Linked DNA regions of Homo sapiens: region 2 is linked to region 1. The links are chromatin loops, found by intact Hi-C in ENCODE. Cell type or tissue: GM12878. All regions are shown on one strand. Links, peaks and the distances in the headings refer to the core of each region. The heading gives the core; the rest is flanking DNA. Region 1 overlaps UBE2H-DT (UBE2H divergent transcript). Region 2 overlaps NRF1 (nuclear respiratory factor 1).

What was found. A loop is a pair of places that touch in the nucleus more often than their neighbours do. Peaks named below come from ENCODE experiments on the same cell type or tissue, not always from the same donor. Only the 100,000 strongest peaks of a DNase experiment are listed, where the experiment ranks them.
Region 2: it touches region 1 in a loop (3-fold over the local background); 8 of 110 quality-filtered maps call a loop at or near these places.

Annotation. Positions count from the first base shown.
Region 1 is chr7:130,009,777-130,012,579 of GRCh38, forward strand. All of the region lies in intron 3 of UBE2H-DT (UBE2H divergent transcript), which reads left to right. Among named protein-coding and RNA genes, the nearest start is that of ZC3HC1, 40 kb to the right of the region's middle. RefSeq lists enhancers at 1-660, 2,602-2,761. In GM12878, for the core only: a CTCF peak has its summit at 1,252 (motif pointing left); DNase peaks (open chromatin) are centred at 515 and 1,215; H3K27ac peaks cover 1,049 bases.
Region 2 is chr7:129,743,659-129,746,461 of GRCh38, forward strand. All of the region lies in intron 10 of NRF1 (nuclear respiratory factor 1), which reads left to right. Among named protein-coding and RNA genes, the nearest start is that of MIR182, 25 kb to the right of the region's middle. In GM12878, for the core only: no CTCF peak of the experiment used is centred there; no DNase peak of the experiment used is centred there.

The sequences.
Region 1 (2,803 bases), core at 4-2,503:
TACCTGACCTAGAGCTGGTGTTTTTTTTTTTGTCCCCCTTTATTTTTCTTTTTTATAAACAAGGTGTCTTGCTCTGCCACCCAGACTGGAGTTCAGTGGTGCAATTATAGCTCACTGCAGTCTCGAACTCCTGGGCTCAAGCGATCCTCCCACTTCAGCCTCCCTAGTATAATGGGACTATAGGCACGTGCCACCACTTCTGGCTAGTGAGCTGGTGCTCCTAACTCTCACAGGGTACTGCCTCTCTTCTGCTCTGTCATGATGACTGTAGTGCAAGAAGGGGACTCAGCAAGAAGCCTCAGGATTCTAGGCGTGGCTCAGCCACAACCTGCTGTGTGATCTTGGCCTTCACTCCCCACTCTGGCCTTCAGACTCCTCAGGGATTAGACCAAGTAGTCTACAACTCTGCTTCCAGTTCTGTGGCTCTGACTCACGTGGAAACAGCAGTGGGGAAAGGCCCTATCCCTTAGCCCCACCGGAAGTGTCTACTGCTGATTACCAAGAACAGCCTCACGGGCTTTTGAGAAGGGCAGGGAGGATCAACTCCTGACCTGGTGACACTGATGGAGCAAAGCTGCTTCCCCACTCCACACCTCAGTTTCCCCACTCCTTCCAGTGGAGATAATGACCTCTGTGTGCTCAGTGCTACTGTGAGTCAGGGTTAATTAGCATTAGTCATAGACTTGGGAATCCTCACAAGAAAAGGGTCATCTGGTGGGTCTGGGCTGTGCCCTGGCTGTGATGAGACACCACTCATGCCCCTGTGAGTGTGTCATCATGCTTCATTAGTGGCTTGCCTAACTTTGCAGGTCGGCCCTGGGGTGGCCCAGCCCTGAGTGCGGGTGCTGAGATCAGCCAAAGGATGACACCTGGGGAGGGCTGCATGTGTCCCAGGGTGGCTGCCAATGGCTCACAGTCCCCTGGATTTCCCTTTCGGTTGACTTCCCATTCAATCGGGTTCTTATCATTGCTACTCGAGCCACTATTCCTGGATGCAAGGCCCCAACTCTGACCTTAAATTTAGAGGTTTTTTTTTCCTTCTCTGTCTCCTCAATAAATACCCATTCTCATTTCTGTCTCTCTGCTGACTGTTTCAATGCTTTCAGTTTCTTTCTGTTTCCATCACCGCACTTGGTAGAGCTTAAGTGGGGTTAGGGGAAAGACCCTGTAACAAAATAAGGACAAAGTAAGAATGATGATGTCTTGTGTTGGCAAGTCCAGCTAGGTAAGCCAGAAGTGGAACATGGGGGACATCTAGTGGCCGTAGTGGGTACTGCTAGCATTCTTGCCTGGCACCGAGGTCACATTCTTGAACTTTTTTTTTTTTTTTTTTTTTTTTTTTTTCTGAGACAGGGTCTTGCGCTATCTCCCAGGCTGGAGGGCAGTGGTGTGATCACAGCTCACGGCAGCCTTGACTTCCCAGGCTTAAGGGATCCTCGCACCTCAGCCTCCTGAGGAGCTGGGACTACAGGTGCACGCCACCACACCTGGCTTTTTTTTTTTTTTTTTTTTTTGGTAGAGACGGGGTTTCCCTATGTTGTCTACTCTGGTCTTGAACTCCTGGGCTCAAACAATCTGCCTGCCTTGGCCTCCCAAAGTGCTGGGATTACAGGCATAAGCCATCACGCCTGGCCTCATACCTGAACTTGATTCTCAAGTTGGCTACAGTGACTTGCCCCAGCTCTTGGAGACTTGGGAGATGGCACGATCCTTAGGAGGGGAGATTTTCTTATCACTTAATAGCTGATAAATTGCATTTCCCTTGACATCTGGTTTCTCTGGATCTACAGAAGAAAGGTCTCAGGCTGGGCACGGTGGCTCACGCCTGTAATCCCAGCACTTTGGGAGGCTGAGGCGGGTGGATCCTTGAAGTCAGGAGTTCAAGACCAGCCTGGCCAACATGGTGAAACCCCATCTCTACTAAAAACACAAAAATTAGCTGGGCGGTAGTGGCATATGCCTGTAATCCCAGCTACTCAGGAGGCTGAGGGAGGAGAATTGCTTGAGCCTGGGAGGTGGAGGTTGCAGTGAGCCGAGATCCCACCACTGCACTCCAGCCTGGGCGACAGAGACCCTCCCTGTCTCAAAAATAAAAAAAGGAAAAAAAATCAGTCCAGCATGGTGGTGGGCACCTGTAGTTCCAGCTACTACGGAGGCTGAGGCAGAATCACTTGAACCCAGGAGGCAGAGGTTGCAGTGAGCTGAGATTGCAGTATTGCACTCCAGCCTGGGCAACAGAGCAAGATTGTCTCAAAACAAAAACAAAAACAAACAACCCAAGTAACAATGGAATTAAACATCGTCATGCATGTATAACTATGTCCTTGGTTAAAGGCAGGCAGTGGGGTCTGCCTTGGAGGCTGATGGGCTGAGTTTGAATCCCGGCCCTCACTTACTGGGCTGTGTGACCCTGAACAAAGTAATTAACTTATGCTTTTGTTTCCTCATTTGTAAAAATGGAACAGTAATTATACCTTCCTCATAGGACTGCTATGAGGCTTAAATAAGATAAAATGCTTAGACCAGTGCTTGGCAAACAATCTGTACTTACAAGTGATAGCTATTTGCAGCAGTAGTAAAATCAAGTTTCAGAGGTTCTCCTGCTCAAGACTGATTCCCCACATTTCAGTAGGAGGTAGACTCCAGCTGCAGTCTTGGTTTCGCTATCACTTTTTTTTTGAGATGCAGTCTCCCTCTGTCACCCAGGCTGGAGTGCAGTGGCGCGATCTCAGCTCACTGGAACCTCCGCCTCCCGGGTTCAAGTGATTCTCCTGCCTCAGCTTCCCAAATAGCTGGGACTCCA
Region 2 (2,803 bases), core at 225-2,724, 270 kb before region 1:
TGGCCTGTTGGTTTTACAAATGTGAATATAGTCAACTCTTACTTGTTACCTACAGATTATCTGTCACGCAGATTACTCGTGACACATTTTAAATCCTTGGGCAATTTCTCTGAGCGAGCCAGTGTAAGCCTGGACCATCTCCTCTGCCCCCCGACCCAGCTGCTGGGTACTTAGGGAATACAAATTAGTTTTCATATTAGCTTAAAGAAGACATAATTAGGAAGGTAAGTCTGCTACAAGAAAATCACATCACAAATTCCAACGGCGAGGGGGAAATATGAGGGAAATGACCTCCTCTCCCTTCAACTGAACTAAGATCTGGTGGTCTAAGTGCACATTAGCACTTGGTGCTGGCATGCTTGCCGAAGGCTTTCCTCACGGGTGGAAGGAGCGAGGCTGTGCACCCTGCACCAGATGTGCATGGGAGGCTGCAAGCGCCGCAGCGGGGCTGGTGGCCCATCTTGCCCGGTGCTTTTTTTTTTTTTTTTTTTTAACAGTTCTGTGTTATTGTCAGGCCTCTTTATGGCAGATCGTGCAGGTCGCAAGTGGATCCTGACTGACAAAGCCACAGGTGGGTTCATCTTTGGGGAAAGAAGGAAGCAGCTGGAGGATAGAGTCACTGTGAGGCTGTCATTCCAGGCGCTGCTTCCTGCTTGGATGGTGGGATTCCTCTACTGTGCAGTCCCCCTCACTCGGTCACCTGATAGTTTTAGTAACCATTGATTCCATTGATTATCTGATTTTTCTAGTGTTAAATGTTTCCTTTTCATTTATTAGCTGGAATTCTTTTTTAAGAGACAGGGTCTTACTACATTACCCAGGCTGGAGTGCAGTGGCTATTCCCAGACTACAGGTTCGAACTGCTGGCCTCAAGTGATCCTCCCACCTCTAGTTGGGATTCTTTTATAAAGAACTTGTCCCCATTAACAATTTGGCTATGCTAAGTACAGTTCAGATAGGAAAAGCAGGAGAAAAACTTGATGAAGATGAACTTTATTGGGATAGAGTTCTTTCCATCTTACTCTAAAGCCCCATTACTGTCTATTTCCACTTACTGATCTGCTTTTTTCAGGTGTCTCACTGCCTAGAGCAAATTTAATTCTGCCCTTTATGTGCTCTTAAAAAGTTTTAGTTTTTTTGTGGTTTTTTTCCTAAATGGTGCTCTACAGATTATGCTGAGTGAGGGGATGAAAAGTCACGAGTACATCTTTGGAAGCTTCCTTGCCTCAGCGTATCCCTGCTCAGATAGAAGAGGCAGGGACTGGATGACAGGCACATGGGGGTTCATTGTACTCCTCCCTCTCCTGGTGCCTATTTGACATTTTCCATCATAAAAAGTTTGAAGAAAAAAAAAAGTTTGAAAGTAATAATAACAGAAAAATAAATAAATCTCCCTTCCTAACTCTGAGTAACTCCTGAGTGGGCCTGCTGTTCATTTCTGCACCTGACTGTTGCAGGCTCCTGGTGACTTTCTTCTTCTGAGGTTTGTCATCTGGGCTCCACTTTCCATTTTAAAATATTGGTGCACTCTGCATATTGCCATGATCTATCCTCTGGGACACAGACTTCAACCTGAGTGTTGTTCCCACCCTTCTTCCTAGTGATTTCTTCTGGGAATTTACTGGGTACCCCTTGCCTTGCTCTGTACAGTCAGATCAGATGTCCTCCAGAGCAGGGGTCCCCAGTCCCTGGCACGGCAGGAGGTGGGTGGCAGGTGAGCAAGCATCACCGCCCGAGCTCCACCTACTGTCAGATCATCAGCGGCATCAGATTCTCATAGGAGCACGAACCTATTGTGAACTGATGATCTAAGGTGGAATAGTTTCATCCCCAAACCATCCCCCTCAACCCCCCCCCCATCCATGGAAATACTGTCTTCCATGAAACTAGTCCCTGCTGCCAAAAATGCTCGGGACCGCTGCTCCAGAGCACGTGCATATTCCACAAGCTTCAGCAGAACGCTTTCTCTCCTGCCATTTTCAGTTTAAAGCCTTCTTGGCAGGGTCAACAGGCCTTGCAGTTAGCTTGTTCATCCCCACGTTGGGAGCTCAATTTTCAGGATAATAAACCATGGTGGTTCTGAATACTGAAACACAGAGCGTTTCATAACGCTCCTGGGCATTGCCAGTAATTTCAAGAGGAAATCATGACATTGTATCTCCAAAATAGGTCTTGAGATATATTTACTAATAAAGTAAAAATGAATTCAGTTTTAATATTTGGCTTATGGGATGAGGGGCATGAAAAGCTTCCTGGTGGTCTGCAAAAGCAGGCAAAAGATAGAGTGAGCCTGTCTCAACCAGAGTCACTCCTTTGAATGTTATTCCAGAAAGCAGTTTTTCTTAGTCTTGAGATGGTCCAGCAAGAGAGAAGAAAACTCTTTGAGTGCTGAAAAGCACCCTGTGCACCAAGGCACCTGTGAGGCTGCTCTTGGCTTCATGAGAATATTCAGTACTTGCCAGATGTAAGACATATTTTAATCCATAAATCCCCCAAATGTACCCAAAAGCTTGGACTTAGGAAACACGGAAAAGGGAGATTAAATGTCCCAAAAGCAGCTAATAGAACAGAAACAGAACCACTGGGAAAGAAATGCTTTTTCTCTTCCCCGTTTGCCCTACTATCATGAGGTTACTTGGACCTCCTTTTTGTTTGATATTGACATTCTCTTCATGACCTTCCTCTTCTTGCCCTACATATGTCCTCTTTCCATCTAGTCCTTGGTATTCTCAGCCTGTCTAACTGCTGTCTGCCTGCTAGACTAGCTTCTTTACTGATTTCCTGTTATCTTCTTCCACTTCTA